Regions from separate parts of the Mus musculus genome. Here regions 1, 2, 4 and 5 are each linked to region 3. Evidence: chromatin loops called from intact Hi-C (ENCODE). Cell type or tissue: left cerebral cortex. All regions are shown on one strand. Region 1 overlaps Wdr72 (WD repeat domain 72). Region 2 has its middle 180 kb from the start of Wdr72. Region 3 holds the start of Gm33459 (a long non-coding RNA gene). Region 4 holds the start of Gm16551 (predicted gene 16551). Region 5 overlaps Onecut1 (one cut domain, family member 1).

Region 1 (4,000 bases), 390 kb after region 3:
GAGTGCACCGCCTGCAGCAGGTAGTACAGGGCAGGGCATCTCCTTGGAGCTGCTGTTAGAGGCAGGATTCCTATGCTAGGAACCAAATTCTGGTCCTCTGGAAGAAGAGCGAATGCTCTTAAGCCCTGAACCATCTCTCCAGACCCAGAAGAAAGTCTCATGTTTTATAAAAAAAAAAAAAAAAAAAAAAAAAAAAAAAAACCAAACCAAAAAAAAAAAAACACACATCCATCATTAAAGCCAAATCTTCCCATGTACTTGTGGATATTTTGTGTCACCTAGGAAATGCAAAACAATATAAAAATCATTTTTTTTCTAGAAAGATAAGAAGCAGAAATGAAATAACAAGAAACAAATGCTGTGGAACAATGTCTTTAGACTGAGAGGAAGGCCAAGATAACAGACAATTACTGGGGATATTTTTCTCACCATGGAGGAAAAAAAAAAAGAAAATGCAAGAAAAGAATATTCTCCAAAGATACTAAGTGCTCAGATAGATAGAAAGCACAACATGTAGTTACTGTTTGAGCATCTCACGTGTCCTGAGGGGAGCGCACTTACACAGATGGCTGTGTGCCTGTAAGGAAGGCTGGTCTTCTCCACACACTGGCCGCTGCTCACATTCCACATACACATCTCCCTGGAACAGAACACTCCACATTATTCTCTCCCATTTCCACACAATTGGCTGGAATAATTTTTGTGCCTCCAAGTTTTTCTTTAGTGATGCATTTAGGCGCAACCTGATCACGCATGTAGGTTTTTTTTTGTTACAGATTACTGGGCAGGAAACTGCTGCGGTCATTAGTAAGGTTGACACAGTGTCTCTGTATCATTTTGTGTGGGTAATGACACCCTGCCTCCAGCCTGCAAGCTTTGTTTTAGGACCATCCTGGCTGAGAACAATGTGGGGTCTCAGGCATTGTGGCCTTCAAGAGGGACAGGACTATGGACTTTCCATGGAAATAGCATCATTCAAAAGCAGTTTACATCATTGAGCTTAAACTACATATTCTGAGGAGGACACACATCATATCTGTTTGCAGAAACTCTCCTCTCTCTGTCTCTCTGCTCTGTCTGTCTGTCTGTCTCTGTCTGTCTTTTTGTCTGTCTCTTTGTCTCTGTCTCTGTCTCTGTCTCTGTCTCTCCCTCTCCCTCTCCCTCTCCCCCCTCCCCTCTCTCTCTCTCCCCCTCTCTCTCTTCCCTCTCTCATGAAAACAAACAGCACCACCAAGAGGCCTCATTTGGTCCACCACGATCCAGTTTCTTTATTTGATGTTTTTTTCCACTCATGATTTAAAATCCTGAAATAAACAAGCCTTAACTTGATATTTGAAAAAAGCCTCATTATTTGTTTTAGGCTTCTTGTTTTAATTCATGTTATGACGATATGGACACAGTCTGTACAATGAAGCTGTGAAATGTGCCAGGTAATTTAAACCTAGGGGATTTCTGTTCAGTAAACCAAGGCAGCAAAATCAGTGTTGCATAAGAGCATAAGAGTCTTTGGTTTTAGACACTTCAATACAGAAGATATGTGTGTGTGTGTATGTGTGTGTGTGTATGTGTGTGTGTGAGAGAGAGAGAGAGAAGAAACACAAGCTTTGTGAGTGTTGTGGGAAATGCTGCAGAGCCATGTCTCCAGACCCACAAAAAGTTTCATATTTTATAAAAAGCACACTGTTAAAACCAAATCTTCCCATGAACTTGTGGATGTTTTGTGTCACTTAGGAAACATGAAACAATATAAAAATCATTTTAAAGATAAGATACAGAAATGAAATAACCAGGAACAAATATTGAACAGTACCTTTAGACTGAGAAGAAGGCCAAGATAACAGATAATTACTGGTAATAGTTGAGGTAAAAAAAAATAAATAAATAAAATTAAAACAGATTAATGCTATTAAGCATTGCATACATTCGATGATTTCCAGGGGTTTGTTTTGATAACAGAACACTAGGAGTCAATATTCTAAACCAGTCATTCTGAAATCTGAGTGGTTTTGGTTCCCCACAATCAACCACTTTCCAGGAACCTCATTGCTACTAGGAACACACTGCTGACATCTAGTGGCCAGAGAGCAGAAGTGCCGCAGCCACCTTGTGTTGCACAGGTCTCCACAACAAAGGATCTCATTCCAAAATGCCATAAATGCAAGGTACACAGGTGTGCCCTAGAATCAGAAGAAAATATTCATAGAAAATATTCATTGTTTAACTAACTGCATCCCAAAGATTTTTCAAGGTAACCTGAAAAGACGTGTAATTTACAAGACAGGAGGAAAAACTTTGCGTGTCCACAAACACATATGATGTGTGTTTGTATGCATGCAGAAAAAAATAAGAAGAAAGGAAATATAGACATTAAAAATATATCCCAGAAATGAAACCACTACTAACATATCTAAAGGGGAAATGAAGGATATAGAAATCAAAGTTAGAAATGGAATTCTAAGTAGCCAATGGTACAAAATAACACAGTAACGTAGTTTAGCGCTGTAATTTATGGTCCTTCCTTGTATCAACAAACACCCTAAAGTATTTAGAATACTCCAGAAATCCTCACCCCATGGCTGTTATTAGTTTCTACCATGTGTTGTTTTTTTTTAAACTCTTGGTAAGCTGATATGTTTTGAGGTAAGTTTATTTTTAAGTTATTACTGGTATCACTAGTAATCAGTTTTTAAAGATTTATTTTATTCTTATCTATGTGTATGTGGGGGGGGCAACAATGTATATGTGCATATGAGTGTAATGTCCTTAGAGCCCTGAGGAGGGTACCTGGTCCTCTGGAGTCAGAGTTACAGGCAGTTGTGAACCTTCATGTGGGTGCTGGAATATGAAGTTGAGTCCTCTGGAAGAGCAGTAAGCATTCTTCATTGCCACGCTATCTCTTCAGACCCACATCTGGACTCTCTTTTCTTCTTTCCTATTCCCTCTGAGAGCTATCTACTCCTAATTATTTATTGCTGTCTCTGTGCTTGGTAAGCTAAGATTTCTCATCAGAGCTCAAGATTCCCATACCCACCTGCCTACAGATGGTTTCACTCGTATGGCATCTGGGACTTCATAAGCCTTGGGCAACACCTTCTTCCTTTGTTGGTTCTGTCGATGACTGGTCTATCCGAATGTAAGATTCCCAACCTAGCGTCAGTCTCATACTTCCCCAGCTGTCTACAAGTGGGCACAGGAGGATTTAAATACAGTCTCTAGGATGTAGGGATAGAAGGATAGCCAAAGATTGTGCTAGAAATACAACTTAATGGGCCCAAGGTCACCCCTATGTACTCATATCTGCAGGATTAAGGCCCAGAACTCTACACTGAGCCTTGGCAGGTAACTCTGAGATGGATCAGTCTTAAGGCCCCTCTCCTGGCAGAATTTCCATTCTGAGTTGGGACACTTACCTACCGTTCATCCACTGGTTACCAGAATGTCTCATAACATATGGCTATCCTCTCTACCAATGCCAAGGCTTTGTGTTCTGAAATTTTAATTTACCATGTTGCATTAACTATGTAAATTTATTAATATAAATTTTAATATTACCATATCAACCTCATTTGGTTAGTACATGCCTGATAAGTGTTTCCCACCATTTTTCTTTTAAAATATCATTTACCTAGCCTATTATTTTTACAACCATCTTTCCCAACCTCATTTTCTTTTATGTTTTCCTTGATTTATTATTTTTTCTGATTGTCTTACAATCACTGCAGTGTAAAGCTTGGTCCTATCACATAATCAAGATTAGCATTTTTCCAAAAGTCAGTCCAACTATCTTACTGTGTGCTTTCCTTTTGCATGTGCAAAGGACAGAGGTCCACACTGGCTGTTTTCCTCAGTCAAGCTTCACTTTATCGTGAATGTCTCAGTGTTTGTGCGTGCACACACATATGTGGTTGAACATGGAGAGTGGGTATACAACTATGTGTGGGTTTTGTGTGGCTGCTACTTTTCAATTCCTGTGGGAGAGTGGGAATAAATATCATTTCCT
Region 2 (4,000 bases), 240 kb after region 3:
AAATTCTGCCATGAGTCAAGTGGAGAGTTTACCTTTGGGGCTTGAGATTTAGACTCCTTAGAGTAGAACATGATCAGTTAGCTACTAGGGAAGTGTACTGGGAACTGTGTGGGCTTGTCCTGCAGACCAGGGTCACCACTGTGCTCTCTAAGGCTTCCATATTTGATAGATGAAATGACCCCAGGATTCTGTATGGATGTCTGTAAAGGGAACATGCTGTATACATATCAGGTGTTATTATACAGCCCTTGTAAAAACAATGTTCCCACTTATTGGTTTAGATTCTCTGTTTAGTAGTTCAGAAATGATAGCACTTCCTGGTAATAGCAGTCAGAATAGCAGAATAAATCCCCCCCCCCATTTCTATACTCTGTCCCATATTTTACTGCTTCCTTTCTTCCCTATAATCCAAGATGGCCTAGAACAGGAGAAGAAAATATTTCTTTCTTTCTTTTTTTTTTTTGTCTCTCAGTATTGTGATTGAGGTCAGCAGCAAGGAGGAGTCTAGATGAGTGTACCATGAAAAAAATCAGAATTTTCTTTTTAATATCTAGAATCTCAGAGAGTGAGTTTTTATAGCAGCATGCAGGATGAGATGGCAGCAGGAGAACCATCATGAGTTTCCTGTGACAACACAGATGGGCTGAACTGAGGCAGTTGCCTTGGGGACACAGCAAAGACATGGTTATGAACTACTTAGAGAATCCAATAGAAGATAATTGGAGAGAGAGTTGATGCTGGGAGGGGGAAAGAAGAGAAAGATATTCTTTAATAAAAAATGATCTCACTGTGAGGCCCAGGGGTCCAAGAGATGATAGGCCTTGCAGATGAATATGTGAGTTTGGTTTGCGTGAAGCTATGTCTGAGGGACATGTGATCTGATGCATCGGGTTAGAAGAATTAGAGAGAGGAAGAGACATGGGCAAAATAGAAGAAAAACAGAAATTACTTTCTTGTTTTTCAGGAAATCTATTTGTCAGAATCTTCTCCCTGGAGGGTGGGACTAAGCAATGTCTACCCTCCTTTTATGGGTGCAGTGATAATCCAAAGGTTGATTTCCCCTAAAATAGATCCAGTGAGTTTATTGGGTGAGGAGAAATGGATGAGGTAAATAAACCAAACCAGCCACACTGTAAGGTCTTCACCCCTCATATAATGGCTTTCCTACAGTCATATAGGTGGAAACCCCCTTCTGCTAGTCTTCCCCAGTCTAGATACTCAAGCCCCTCCCTGAGACTATGTCTAAATATGGCAGATTGTTTAGGAGGGGTAGCTAAACACTCAGATGAGTTCTATGACCCTCCGTGTCCTTCTTCTATGAGGGGACATCAACAGTACACATGTTCTTCTGTAATGATCTTTTACAAGCAGCCACAGCTGAACTCATGAAGATAGCAACAGATTAATGAGAGGATAGTGAGATCGCAAAGGATTAGTTTTGGGCTGAACCTAGGTGAGAGCACATAACCCCGAAGTGAGCGAAACCCGGTGAAGCACATTATAAATGTTTGCCTGGAGATTTCTGTTGGGAGGTTTTTACCTTAGACTTGTGTTTTTCATCCAGGTGCCACTTGGCTCCCTAAGGGACATTTGACACTGTCTTGGGACATTTTTGATTGCTGTAACTGGAGGAGAAGCTGGGGCTTCTGGTAGGAGAGGCCAGAGGTGCTGCTAAATGTCCTTCAACATACAGAGAAACAGCTACCTGACTGAGGATGTTAATGGTGCCGAGGGTGAGCGATTCCTGCCTTCAACAATTGAGCTGGCAATTTTGTTGAAAGTGCTGAAATCATCCTTAAATTGCTTTTCTCATCAAGAAACACCACAGAAGGACCACAGAAGGACCTTGATGTAATACAGGGGAGGACCTTGGTATGCTGTCTGGGAAGTTCATTCTAGTTAGTTTTTCTCACTCAAAAGGCCACTTATCTGGTCAAAAGCCCTTATGCACACAGAAACACATCGAGGGCTCCAAGAACATGCCGTGCAATGACCCAGTGAACCCAGTGTGGAGGAGAGCCATGGGTGGAAAGACGTGTTCAATGCTACAAGAATAGATTGGAACACAAAGGGCACAAGGAGCAGCTAAAACTGGTGGCTGGGCCTTGGCAAAACTTGGATATTGCAATGCTAAATATGAACAGAGAAATATTGGCCACTGTTACCCAACACTAATCTAGAACCACCTGGAAAAAGAGTCTCAATGATAATTTGTCTAGATCAGGTTGGCCTATTATGTTGTCTGTGCGGATTATCTTAATTATTTTAATTAAAATGTGGGGACCTACCCACTGTGGGTGGTACCATTCTTTATGCAGGGGACTCTGAATTGTATTAAGCTGAAGGAAGCAAGGTGTGCCAAGCGTGTATTCGTTCATTATTTCTCTGCTTTTAACTGTAGATGTGACTAGCAGTGTTGAGTTCCTATTTTGACTCCCCCATTCTGATGGACTCAAACTTGGAATCGTAAGCTAAAATAACCTCTTCTCTCTTATATTGCTTTCCCCCCTTTTTAAATTACAGGATATTTTATCACAGCAACATGAAACTAAACAGATAGTGTTTGTGGAGTAGTTGGCACATGGTAGGGTTCCATGTGCCATCTGCAAGTGCCTTGGTAATCTACCTAGTAGTCAGTGTAGAAGAGAAAAGACCTAGACCTGCTCTTTCCAAAGTGACTCTACCTAGGGGCTTACCTGTTCAGGGAACTGACACATAGATAGAGACTATATGTTGATGGAAGCATGCAGGTATCTATTCTTGCATTTTAGATCAAATCAATAACTTGCTGGTCATAACTTGTGAAAAGTGGTAACATTCTGGCTGCTGGTTCTCCCAGTCATGCTGAATAGTAGACACACAGACTCTGCTTTTTTAATCTCACCCCTGATAGAACCTGATGGAAAACACGGAAAAAGCAGGTCATTATACGAGTCCTAGAATAATTCCAAAGGCTTGCATGTAGACTCTGGACTTAGCAACCACACTGTCAAGTTGAAACCCTTTTTATTTTTCCCTTGCTGCTGGCTGTGTGCCCTTGGTTAAATCACTTCTCTTTTCTGAGTTCCTATATGCTTGTTTATAAACTGAGAAGAAGTCTCTTTACCTCATAAAGGACTATGAAGACAGAGCAAACCACATGTAAAGTCGTAGACAAATCATATCCAGAAAGTATTAATGGTAGCTTTTAAAGTTTTACCAATTCAGCAGACAAAATGCATATGCATGCACTATTTAAATAAAACCAAAGGATGCCCTGCAAGGTGGAAGAGAGCTTCTAGTTTTATGATGCATCCTTTGTGTTAGTGCTGTTTAGTTTTTGTCAACACGACACAAACTTCTTGAGAAAAAAGAACCTAAACCTGAGGAATTCCTTCATCCAAACTGTGCTGTGAGTATGGCCACTGGCACATTTTCTTGATTATTGGTTGATGCTAGAGAGTCTATATCACAAGGAGGTTCATTTTCTGGGTCTGGGTGGTACAAAAAAGCAACCTGAACAAGTCATGAAGAGCAACTCAGTAAGCCAAATTTCTCCATTGCTCTACACTAATTCCTGCCTCCAAGTTTCTGCCTTGAGCTCATGCCCTTGCTTCCTCACACTTCCAGTTTCTTTTGTTAATTGTGTTTATCACAGCAGAGAGAAAACAAACACAAATACTGTGTTCCAGAAATGTTTTTGTAACTTTTTGGGGAAGTGCAGAGTTAAGTGGCCTCTGAGTTCTATGGGTAGCAATGTAGGTATACAGTATTTGACAATATTTGACAGACACCCTTAGCTGCCTGCTGCTCAAAATTTTTCAAGTCCCAGTCACTGGTAACTCATATCCCTCATGAGGCAGCAAAAAGAGGTCATTTGGAAGCAAAATAAGTTATTAAGATCCAGTCAAATGTACAGGTATATCTCTGGTATAGAAGTGGTGTGGGGAAACACAATGTAGACTGGCAGGCAGAGTAGCACACCCCCAGGACTGGCATTGCTGAGATCTCAGGGACTGCA
Region 3 (4,000 bases):
GACACAGTGAGTAAGACTGGCATTTTAAATATCTAGAGTTGCCAACTCTTTGGTCCAGTGCACTTAAAAGCATTAAAATGTATAATTTCACCAGAAATCACCTACAGTAATTGTATAAGTTAATTTAAGATTGTTTTGAAGAACTGACCATCCTCATCTTCTTCTCTTGGAGAGGACTTTGCACTTTAGACAGCTCCATTATTTTTCCTCAAGCAAATCAGTAGATATTATATTCCTGTAGGAAACATTTTGAATCATCTTTACTTTGTGATGTAAAAACAAGCCCTCAATTGATCCAGGCTCCCCCACCCTGCCCCAGTCTCTTCCTGGGCTTCATGTCTCCTAAACCACCTGCTAATCATAGCATTTGCTTATTTGAGTCCTTTTTAGTCTCTTCTAGGGATGACAGTACCAGCTCCTTTGCAGTGGCCATGTGGTCAGGCCCCCACCCAGGCTAGCAGGCTGCCACTGTGTCTGTCGCAGGGGTCTGCATTGTTCTCTGGCCTCTGCTGTCCATGAACAATTCTTTCTTGCCTAATCCCGGGGGACCTGCTTCTTCCACAGTGGGGGCGGGGCAGGCTGCTTTGTGTGCAGCAGAATCTTCTCTGAAATTGTGCACACATGCAAACATACACAGAAGAGCCTAGTCTTTCTGGATGAGGGAGGCAGTGTGTTTATATGTGGGCATGCTCATATGTCAGTGCACGTGCGTGTGTGCGTGCGTGCGTGTGTGTGTGTGTGTGTGTGTGTGTGTGCACACGCGTACACACAAACATTCTTTAATATTAGCAGTGACATCTAAACTGCTTGGTTTTAACACACACACACACACACACACACACACACACACACACACACACGCACACACTTTAATATTAACAGCAACAACTAACCTGCTTGGTTTCATACCTACAGAACTGTTTTAAATGCTTGGTCAGCAGGTATCTTAAAGCATTTTTTTCATACAGTATATTCTGATTATGCGCTTTCCTTCCCTCAACTCCTCCCAGATCCTCTCTGCTTCCCTTCCCATCCAAGTTTGTTCTCTTTCTCTCTCTCTTAAAAAAAAGAAAAAAACCTGCCATAAAAACAAAAATGATTATCAAAGCAAACAAGAAAAAAAGACAAATAAGACAAAAATAATATGCCCAAAGAGAACAAAATGATACAAAAATTCACAAAAACATTCCACAGAGTTCGTTTTGTGTTGTTGGTCAACTACTCCTGGGTATGGGGCCCAGCCTGGCCTGGAAGTGGTTGAGAAAACCTGATTTTTCCTATTGCAGGTGGGTATCGATTGCAAATAGCTTCTTGGTTAGGGGTAGGACCTGATGTCATTTTCCCTTCTCAGTGCTGGGACTCCATCTGGCTTGAACTTGTGCAGGTCTTCTGTGTGGTCAGCAACGATGTTCAACTCACATAGTACTATCCCCCCATGTCAACCATTAGAGTTTCCTTGGCCTCATTTGAAAATTGTAATTCTTTTCATGCCAGGCATGACAGTGTCTAAGACTTCACTTACCAGCTGCCTGAAGCCTGCTGTCCCCTGAACTGGACTCAGTAAGGGATTTTGGAGAGAGACGAGACAGAGGAGCGGTCTTCCTGACCCACAGCGATTGGATTTGAGGGACTGATTATTCTGCTTAGTAGCTATGCTTTGCTGGGAGCCTCCCTCAGCTGCAGAGCAGATACAATGCCCCCGATTTCCACACGAGGACCTTTGCTAAGGCATACAGTACTTCGCTGCTATGGATTTATCACATAGCTGTGTTACAGGGCAAAGGAGAGCAGGGATAAAAGTGGGCCCTTGCAAACAGCCGTTTCAATCAGGAGACGGTGGTAATCTGTAACCATTAGAGCTTACCATATGCCAGGAAAAGAGAGAGACATATATTCGGGACTTTGAGGGCAGATTCAAAAACAAAACCAATTTTCTAGGGAAGCAGAGAGGAAATTGTCCAATGGACATATTTTGAAAATATTTGTGTGGATCACTAAGCAGGAAGGTTTTGTAAACTCTTCTTTACAAGTGTCGCGGCTTTCCCTCACAATGCTTAAGAAAATTGAACCAAAACACCCATCTGCTGCAAATTCACTGTTGTTTTGCTGGAAACAACTACTACACTCACGCTGCTGAGCACGGCGAGAGCGCCCCCTAGGCGTGGCAGTGGAGCACTGCGGCAGGAGGATCTTCAGAAAGAGAACCCGTTTCCTTAGGTTTAGCTGCAGATCTCTGGTTAGACCGAATGATTGACAAAAGTTGCCTTTTGTTTAGGTATTTTCACATAGGCATCTCTTGGTACTTTTCCTTGTCTGCTCACCAGAAAAGCTCTATGTAGAATGACCCTGAAATCCAAAACTTACTCTAAGCACGCTTTCTCCCAGGTAGCCTGGTGGTGCTTGGATTAAGGGTTTAGTGCATGCTGGTTTGTCCTGTTAGCCTCTGGAATTTTACTTTTCCCTCATTTATCTTGGAGCAAGAGTCCCATGCGTGACGTCTTCTTGGTTAAGGTCTTGGGTGGAGACCTCTTTAGACTTCCAGTCAAAGCCTCCAACGTGTATCTGGAACGGGATACTGAATCTAGAGACGTAATGCTTCACTTTTCATCCTGGCTGTCTTGCCCTAATTGCTGTGTGACTCTGGGTAAATTACCCCATGTCTCTGAGCTTCAGATTTATTTCTGTATAAAAGAAAGAGAATCCATCAGGTATTCCTGATGATTATGTCCAGTTGTAAAGTATGGATAGAACCTTAATATTGAAAACTGTTTTTAAAGATTTCCAACTGGGAAGTAGAATATTTCATAGTATTCTTGAAGGACTCAACTTTCTCAAGAGATGATAGGTGTAAATTTGTTTCGGTGACCATGTCTATGAACTGCAACTAGCAAAAATGCAGACTCGACTTTACCCTAGGTCTTATTCACATCCAACCTCGATGATAGTCACATGACTTCCAGTTATCTAAACTGAGTGATGTCTCTCAAACCTGTTGGTCCCTTCAGGCAGACATGAAGACCTGGATGGCAGCTGTCCCCCCTTCCCCCAGTCAGCTAGTTGTCTAGTCACCGTGCCCAGGGTCACTGTGGGCAGCTTCTCTAGGCTGTAAGCTGCCCTGCAGCGTTGGTTATCTGTAAGGAGGCCATGGGAAACACCTGCTTGCTTGTGTGTGTGTGTGTGTGTGTGTGTGCGCGTGTGCATGAGAGAGAGAGAGAGAGAGAGAGAGAGAGAGAGAGAGAGAGAGAGATTTGAGCATTAGAGGAGTGGGCTCTGGGGTTGGGGAAATGGCTCAGTCAGTAGAATACTTGCTATATAAAAAGATCTGAGTTCAGAGCCCTCCAGCAGCCATGTGAAAAGTGGTGATTCACATTTGTAATGTCATCCTCTAGGAAATGGAGACAGTGGATCTGGTGCTGGTTTGCCAGCCCAGTTGAATAGGTGAATTCTGGGTTCACTGAGAGACTATGCCTCTAAAAATTTGTGGGGAGAGGGAAAGAGAAAGACACCTAATGTCGACCTTTGGCCTACACACACACACACACACACACACACAGGGTGGGGAATGTGGAGAGAAAGAGAGAGAGAGAGAGAGAGAGAGAGAGAGAGAGAATGTTGCTATGTTAACAGCAGAACCCAGTGAATGCAACAGGATCAAGTTAGCCTTTGGAAAGACCAGCCATTCCCCTTGTCCCCTTGTCTCCTTGTCCCCTTATTGGGTGATACTGGTCTCTGTCTTAATAACTGATCAAGTGCCTCTTGGAGATAAAACTTGGCCCTATTCCTTTTAACCTCCAGGCCTTTGCCCAACATGTCCCATTTCCCTGAAAACCTTTAAACTTGTGCAACTGATGAGAGTTCAAACAAAGCTTTGTGCTAACCAGGTGTTTCTTTGAAATTGCAATATTCTTGTTATGTAATTGGCACTGGTGTCTGGCATGTTCCAGTGTGGCTGGCTTCACAGCTGTTTACATATTAAAGTGCCATGTTTGCATTTACTACT
Region 4 (4,000 bases), 320 kb before region 3:
CTAATTGGTTCTAGTTTGCTGAAAATGTATGCAACTGTCTCAAAGTGACTCTGCCTCTCGACAGCCTCTGACTGCACACTTGCCCAAGATGGCTCTGGGAAGGCCTCTTGTCTTCGGTTGGACATTCAAGGGCAAGGCCACGTATTTAGTTCTTTTGGCTTCGTTTTGTTTTGTGAGTAAAGTCTAGAAATTTCAGTCTTTAAACCCGTTTCTCCCACAGATATTAATTGCTCGCATCTTTTTCGTAGCTCTATTTGCTTTGTCCTGAATTGGAGCAATATGCTTTCAATTTATGTTGGATTTATTTGCCCCAACGTGTCTGCTTTACTCACTATTCGATCTCCAACACTTTTACTGTTTTGGTTGCTAAAGAATAGGTTACGAAAAGAACAGAGAAACAGTCTATGTTTATTAAAGATACCAAAACAAACAAACAAACCTGAGAAAATTACCCTGTGCGTTCTGCAAAAAGCAAGCACCACAAGGAAGCATCGTGCTCGCTCTCAGCAATGAAGTAGTATGAGAAGAATATTTGAAAAATGTGTTTAGCTAAGTCTGCGGGCTTAAATGACCCACGTTTCCCCCAGTACTTAAAAAAAAACAATCAGAACGCAAATTCAGCCACCACAGAAGAGAACGAGATAGTTATACCACCGCATTTAAGAGTCTCAAGGTCAGTGGCCGTGATTGTCTTTAAAAGGGTTGGGTAAGATTCCAAGGGGCGACGGGAGTAATCTGAGCGATGTAGAAACTAGACGGGGGGGGGGGGGGGGGGGGAGAACAGACAGATTTCAGTTGGGGGTGTTGCTCGAAGGAATGGATCCCGCCCGTTCCGTTTGTACAAAACGCACAAAGCAGGTGCACGGGGCCGCGGCGCGCAGCTCGGGAGAAGAACCGCGCGCAAAGCTCAGCCGCGCGCTCGCGTGCCCGCCACCCGCGTTTACACCCTGCTCCGAGGCCAGCTCTCCGCTCTCATTTGCTGCTTTAAACTCGCGGGGAGGACCTGTTACCCACGGTGGCGGGCAGGAGGGCTGGGAGGGGGACTCCCCCTTTCCGCTTCCCGGGCGTGACGCGGGCTCTGCCCTCCGCCCCCCGGCTCCCACGCTGTACGCGTGGCCACGAGCTCAGTCGAGGACCCGCGTGGCACACCTGGCCGCACTGACTCCCCATTCTTGGTCCACGGCCGCGTGGACCTGAAAGGCTGTCTTACCGCGAAGGGCGAGTCGGGGCGCATTAGCGGATTTCACGGCAGGTTGCTTCTGACACGCGACAAGCTTTCAGCTTTGCCTCCTAGGAGCAAGGGAAACCCGAGTCAATTTGCATAATTTCCAATGATGCATATTTTTAAATGAGAAACGAGTAAAAGAAGAGCTTAATTTTAGGTCCTCAATCCCAGCTTTCCCGTATAAGTCACCCCTCGCCCTCCCTGTGCAGAACCGGAAAAAGTAATCGCTGCCGCGTCGCAGGTACCTTTCCTTTGCGTTGATTTTAAAACCCGGGACACAGCCGCCGCCACTTTCTGCAAAGCCCAGAGCCCGGGCGCTCTCAGGCCTGAGGATTCCTGCAAGGTCGCTGGGGTTAGAGAAGCGGGCCAGAGAGCCCACGAGCTTCCCCTCAGCACCTAGGGTCTGAGTCCCACTCAGAACCCCCAAATCCCCCGCACTTCTTCGGCTCCAGCTTTGAGTCTGAGGAAAGATCAATTTTCTCCCTTGCACGCTGCCTCGGCTCGCTGGCACACACGTCTGGAGCCATAAACAAACAGCTAATTCAGGAACCGGAGAGCGAGGGAAAAGCCGGGAGAAAAGAGGTGACCCAGAACCCCAACGCTGGTCTCGGCTCGCACGGTGACGAGCTGCTCCTTTAGCTCAGGCCAGCCGCGCATTTAGGGACGCAACTTGCATTTGAATAGCTGCCTGCGCTTGTTATGGGCCCGAGAAAGCTCTGAAAGGGAATCACTATGCAAATTGTCCCAGTTACAATCGAAAGGTTCGATCTCCCGGAGCCGCCTGACGGAAGTTGATGTCAGCTATCTGTGCATTAGGCTGGCGTTACCGCCTTGGCCTGCTCGCCGCCCCCGCTCGCGCCTGCCGGGAGGATTTTTTTTTTTTTTTTTTTTTGCTTATGTGTATATTTTTCCCCTAGTAATTAAAAAAAAAAGCGTTTTAAAAAAGAGGCTGAAGGTGGTTGTCTAGCTGGCTCAGTCCTGGGAGTCCCCAAGGGCACTCCAGGGAGGTATGGCGGCTGGGCTGCCCCCCTTTTCTTTTTCTTTCTTCTTCCCCCCTCTGCAGGTGTTAATAGTGTATCTGAAATCAAACATTTAGAATCGTGTCCTTCCTTCCTTCCTTCCTTCCTTCCTTCCTTCCTTCCTTCCTTCCTTCCTTCCTTCCTTCCTTCCTTTCTCTCTCTCTCTCTCTCTCTCTCTCTCTCTCTCTCTCTCTCTCTCTCTTTCTTTCTTTTTTCTTTTTTTAAAGAGCTTTGCAGGACCAGGAGGTGGAGGGGTGGTGGCGGCTGGGCAGCATGTCTGCCTCCGCCAGTCTGCTTTATCCTACAATGCAGGCTGCAGATCAATACCCGCTCACTGTAATCCCAGTAATTGTAGGGCTCACAGCTTTTATTTTAAAGAAATAGGACACTGGGATAGGCAGGCAGCTGAGGACACGGGGTTGGGTCCTGGTGCCTCCAGGAATCTTTGGGATATCTATCTATCTATCTATCTATCTATCTATCTATCTATCTATCTATCTATCTATCATCTGTCTACCTACATATCTCTGGAAAACCAGGGACTCCCGAGAGAGTTCTCCACAATAGGGTGGTGGCAGCACATGAGCCCCACCTGGGACTTGCCAAGCCCACGTGGCTTCTATCTGGGAAGGGCAAATTTGGAGGTAGAGTCAGTTCAGCAGACAGCTCAGGATGAGCAAACCCTTCTACAGACCTGGTCCCTTCGAGGTCTGGTCGGCCTGAGCCTTTTGGCCCTAGGAGCTGAGTCTGGGGTGCACACGTGCCAGATCCTGTTTACAGAGGATTCAGGATACTTTGGGCTAGAAATGGAGGGCTAGAGGCCCATCCAGTACTGGGCTGCAGGGAGCTTCTTGGCAGGCAAGGAAGGGGGGATGGGGGGCGCAGGGGCGCTAGGACCCGGTGAAGCGGCCCTCGAGGCCGCGACCTCCTCCAGGAGCCGGCCAAGGCAGCGTGTGCAGCCGCTGTGACCCACCTCAAGCCCTCAGGCCCCGTGGTCGCCCACCCCCAGCAGGCAGAGCCTAAGCAAGGCCTTCTCGGCCTGAGCCCCTCCACTGGCCAGCGCAGCTTCTGGCGCCCCCGAAAATGACCATCTGTCATTCAATTAAGGTTTCAGGGCAGCTGATGGGGGAGCGAGGGTCAGCGACCCCAGGACAAAACGGCCTGCTGCCTCGGATAGGAGAAGTTCAAATGTTAAACGAAGAACATTGTGTCCTGTCCTGGTCCCGGCCCCCACCGGGCCGCAGGTCCGGCCTGTGGACAGCAGCGAGGTGAAGGGCAGCGGTCATTAGACTTAGATTTCAGCTCTGGGCCGGGCCCCTTCTGTTGGGCTATTTCGACCAGAAAACCTTTAACCCTTTCCCGCCAGCCCTCCCCCTAGGGTAGGACAGATTGTGGAAGAGAGAGACAGATGTAGTCCTATAAAGAGATCTGTTCACTAATCCACAGGAAGTGCAAACGACATACCTAGAAGAGAGGCTAATATTCACTATAGCAGACCAAAACGAAAACTTTTCAGGGAGGTATTTATTAAATGACAGTGTACTTGTCAGATGAGAGAGGGGGTGGAGAGAGAGAGGGAGGGAGAGAGAGAGAGAGAATGTAAAAAAGGCAGACTTTTTTTTTTTTTTTGAATGATGCTTACCTAAACCTGCATGAGTGGATATGAGCCTCAGATAGCTAGAAGGCCCCTTGTGGTGTACAGAATCTTCTTTTAGAGTATAAAGAACCAGTCTCCTTTATATTTGAAAATATGTCA
Region 5 (4,000 bases), 340 kb before region 3:
CAGTAAATTCCAGTGGGATGACTAGAGACAAATTATTTAACCCACTACAGAAAGCATCAGAGAAAGGCAGAGTAACTACCACACACTATATAGGATCCAAGACCTCCATGCATATGAGATCACCTGGGAACCTGGGTCACACCCCATTCAATTAAACTGAAATATACGGGGTCGCAGTCAGACATTAGTTGTTTTAGGCCTTTAAGTAATTTCCACGTATAGTAAGACTTATGAGCCATCGGCATAGACAGGGAGTATTAAGTGGGAATGTCTACCACAGCATGAAATAAATACAATGTGAACAAACAACTGAAATTCCCTTTTCATTCGTCAGTATGACAAACCTGATGAATTGTCCTCTAGGGTTGGGCTCTGCTCAGCTGTCGTCTTATTAAATCAAATTAATTAATTAATTAATTAATTAAACGAACAGAAATGCTTTAGAAGCTATTTGTTCCATCATAGCATCTTTGGGAAGAAAGGTTATGTAGATGATAGAACAGTGAGACTCTGATAAATAATTGTATGTTTGTATCAAATAGTCAAGATTGTCACATGGCTGGCCCAGTCATCTGTCACCTCAGGAAGAGTAAGCTTTATCTGAGTGAATATACTTGTTTTATTAAAAAAAAAAAAACATAAATGGGTGGTATTTGGAATGTATGATTGTATACCAAACTCATTTACATTAGAAATAAGATGTTCCTTCTTATTGAACCATGTAGAAATAACATGTCTATCTTCTGAGGGTGCACACTTGTCTTAGTCAAGTGTCAACACACAGAAAATGATTGGTGGTGCATATGGGCTGAATTTTTTTTTATATATTAGAAATGGATTCTATAACAAGCATTGTTTTATGAAATCCTCTTGCTGTAGCTACCCCACCAAGTTAGGCGACATTCCATTTTATCAAACTGTGGAAATCTTAGTATTTAAATAGGCTCTGAAATGAAACTGGCTATTTCATTTTCAAGTCACTGGGGTTGAGTTATGAAAATGAACATGTGTTTAAATACTCCATTATATGCAGTTTACTGAGAATGCTGGACTGCCACTAACTATGGAAGTGGAGGAGCGAGACACTTGGGAACCTCCCTCCCTCTAAATTACCCACAGCCATTAGAGTTGAATATTTCCTTTTTTTTTTTTTTTTTTTTTTACAAGAAAACCAAGAATGGATTTTACCGGTATACTCTGTAAGAACTGTTGCTTGAGAGAACTTTGGGGACTAGCGTGTTTGATTAGCTGAATTTGCCACGGATGTGGAAGATGACGACATCAAACAGCTAGTGTAACAACCTCCTTAAAGACCTCGTAGATTAGAGATGACTATAGATTTTCCCCAGCACGGATCAAAGGGACTGAATTGAACGTTTTAGCTTAATGATCCAACTCCTGTCACACCCACCGGGACGCAAATTCCGATTTTATATGCTTGTGTGCACGTGCCATGCCACGTAGGAACAAACCAATCAACACCTGATCTTTGACGACGGTTTTGATCTTTTCGACGACCCGACTAGGCCGGTTTTTATTCCAGGAGGGGCCTCTCGCTCTCACAAACTTCAGAATATTCGCTATGAATGTTTCTTTGCTACAGCATGGAATCCTGTAGCATCTTGGCTGCCTTTTTAGGGACAGAGACCAGGATTAGGCTACGGGGCTGCGGGGCTCTGTCCAGGGTCCTGACTTTGGGCCCGGGTTCCATGCCTGCAGGCTCTGACAGCTCCTTCACTCACCCCTCGGGAGGGAAAAACAAAGGCTTCTAAGCTTCAAGCCTGGGGGGTGCCCTCTGACTCACTCAGGCCAGTTTGCTGGGAAGCTAGCAAAACAAAGGAACTGTTAATCTGGGCGTACTATTCTGGTCACAGCCTCCGACTTCAGAGAGCCAGGGTCACCTCTGCAGTTATCGCTCCTTTCAGGTAAAATGTCAGCATAATTCGGGCAGGGAATCAAAACATTTACTTTTTCTTGGTAGGTTACAATTAGGGGGTGGGTACCTTAGAATTCGAGCTGTAATTGGTAGGGAAGGAATTGTGTTTCCCTCGATGGAGCTTGCATCCTCTTCTTCTTCCACACCCTCTTCCTATCAAAACAGGGCTTAGAAAAATTTTAAGACAAGGATGCCCTAAAAACAAAGCCTCGGCCAGACCAACATCTATCTCCTGTTCTCTCGCCAGGTGGCCACTAGGGGTCGTGAGCAGCGTCTTCTGCTCAGCTACTCCAGTTGCAGCAAATATAGAACCTGGGTTCGGAAGTCTGGGAGCGAAGCCAGTTTCATCTCTGCCTCTGCCCGGCTCAGCTCGCAGAGGGCAGAAAGCTTCGAAGATAGTTACGTTATAGGTTTTGAATGGCTTTGCTGCTACGATATAGCCGCACTACTGGCTATATATCCTCTGTGTCCGTTGTAACCGGCTGGATCTGGAATAACCACAGTACCCTGGCCCCTGGGCATATGGGGATGATATTGATAATCACAGGTCAGGATTATCCAAATATCACTAGGCTGCATTTTGGGGAGGATGCAATAAGTGGTAGGCACCTTCTGAACATGCCATAGGGTTTGTTTCTGGTGGGTGTTCTTTCTGTGTTGTGCACAAGGTCACTACACCACAGCAGGGTTAGCCCGCTACAAAAACTACAATTGCTAATTATCACCACAGGCACACCCAAACTTCTGCACTTCCTCTCTTCATGGGACGTGGGTTCACCACCACCACCAACAATAAAAAAATACACAAAGCCAACTAATATCCCACGGAGGGGATAGATAGAGTCTGTGAGAAAAATTGCCTTTCAGAGCCTTCTGATGACTGTCCTAAGTCCTTTTGACTTCATATCTGGTGTGTGTGTGTGTGTGTGTGTGTGTGTGTGTGTGTGTGTGTTTCAGCTACCACAGTTCACCCCACCATTCATCCCTGGAGGCTTTGGGACTCTCGGCTGCCTTCTGATAACGGGTTATCCCTTAGCCTCGCTGGGAGAAAGCCATTTCAGGCCTTGACCCCAGCCTCCAAGGCGGACACGGTCGGTCGCGCCCTGCAGGCCCTTTGTTCAAGCTGCAGCGGGCTAGTAGCAGCTGCACCACGGGAGAGCCACAGCTCAGGGCGCCAGGAAATCAGTGAGGTGGCACCGCCTTCTTTTCCCACTCTGTAGCCCAGGGGCCCTTCCAGCCCTGGCATCTCTCGTGCCCAGTCCTGGCCTCTCTCTCTCTCCACCCAGAATTCTTCAGGGGTTGAAAAAATGCTGTTCCTAAGACCCAGCCTAGCATTCCTGCCTGGCTGTCGCTGCAGCGGCAGTACCAGACACTTGAAATGTCACCGGTCGGGATAAATATTAACACAAAAGCAAATGGACGTGTGCAGAGCCAGTTATCAATCAACCAAGCTGCAAGGCCACTCACAGCAAACACGGCCCAGGTTGGGTTGGGTAAGACTTTCTCAGGGCCACTTCCAGGTAGGAACACTCCCCCCACCCCCATCCTCCCTCAGTTTAGATCTTCCTTTAGCACAAAGAAATAAATACCCGACCGCAAGGGGGCGAAGTCCCGGGTGCTGCAGGGCAGGCCATCTTCGCGCAGGGCTCGGAGGTCTCCTTACCTCCAGCAGGGTCGGCTTGCTTAGCACAGGACCTTGCCTGGGCTGAGGACCTGAGCAGCCACCACCTCCTGGGTGCACAGTGCTATAGTCACATTCATTGGTGGGTGTCTCTTGCGGTCTCTTTCCGTGCTGCTAGCAGAGGGGCCGAAGCCTTCTGGAATATTTAATTGGAGGCTAATCTCCTCCTGTCTTGATAGACGCCCACATCAGAGGCGGGGCACCCAGCTCAGTCTCCCCACCCCACTCGGGACCAGAAGCGGCGTGCGTCTGGTCACGCTGCGTTTTAATGAGCAGCAGCAAGCATTACATTGAGGCAACATCTATTGATTTTTAAAAGGTAGTTAATTTGGTGAGAATTTCCTCCAGTCTTTCACCAGCACTTGTAATTTATACACCAGAAG

What was found. A loop is a pair of places that touch in the nucleus more often than their neighbours do. Peaks named below come from ENCODE experiments on the same cell type or tissue, not always from the same donor. Only the 100,000 strongest peaks of a DNase experiment are listed, where the experiment ranks them.
Region 1: a loop joins it to region 3, with 4 times the contacts of the local background. A loop is called at or near these places in 3 of 42 quality-filtered maps.
Region 2: it touches region 3 in a loop (2.3-fold over the local background); 3 of 42 quality-filtered maps call a loop at or near these places.
Region 4: a loop joins it to region 3, with 2.8 times the contacts of the local background. A loop is called at or near these places in 2 of 42 quality-filtered maps.
Region 5: it touches region 3 in a loop (8-fold over the local background); 21 of 42 quality-filtered maps call a loop at or near these places.

What each region holds. Positions count from the first base shown.
Region 1 is chr9:74,140,128-74,144,127 of GRCm38, reverse strand. It overlaps Wdr72 (WD repeat domain 72), which reads right to left. Exons shown (of 20, transcript NM_001033500.3): 4 at 562-640. Among named protein-coding and RNA genes, the nearest start is that of Wdr72, 32 kb to the right of the region's middle. In left cerebral cortex, CTCF peaks have their summits at 1,234 and 2,074 (motif pointing left); a DNase peak (open chromatin) is centred at 2,074.
Region 2 is chr9:74,292,661-74,296,660 of GRCm38, reverse strand. No RefSeq gene overlaps it. Among named protein-coding and RNA genes, the nearest start is that of Wdr72, 180 kb to the right of the region's middle. In left cerebral cortex, no CTCF peak of the experiment used is centred here; no DNase peak of the experiment used is centred here.
Region 3 is chr9:74,528,661-74,532,660 of GRCm38, reverse strand. It overlaps Gm33459 (a long non-coding RNA gene), which reads left to right and starts at 3,975. Exons shown (of 2, transcript XR_379628.2): 1 at 3,975-4,000. In left cerebral cortex, a CTCF peak has its summit at 2,152; a DNase peak (open chromatin) is centred at 2,143; H3K4me3 peaks cover 252 bases.
Region 4 is chr9:74,846,422-74,850,421 of GRCm38, reverse strand. The region is part of intron 1 of Gm33562 (a long non-coding RNA gene); the gene reads left to right. Gm16551 (predicted gene 16551) reads right to left here and starts at 1,985. Exons shown (of 3, transcript NR_045284.1): 1 at 1,471-1,985; 2 at 1,211-1,290. In left cerebral cortex, no CTCF peak of the experiment used is centred here; DNase peaks (open chromatin) are centred at 324, 1,304 and 1,774.
Region 5 is chr9:74,866,239-74,870,238 of GRCm38, reverse strand. The region is part of intron 1 of Onecut1 (one cut domain, family member 1); the gene reads right to left. It overlaps Gm38678 (a long non-coding RNA gene), which reads right to left. Exons shown (of 3, transcript XR_870922.2): 1 at 3,600-4,000; 2 at 1-2,089. Among named protein-coding and RNA genes, the nearest start is that of Gm38678, 2.4 kb to the right of the region's middle. In left cerebral cortex, CTCF peaks have their summits at 2,189 (motif pointing right) and 3,555 (motif pointing right); a DNase peak (open chromatin) is centred at 2,240.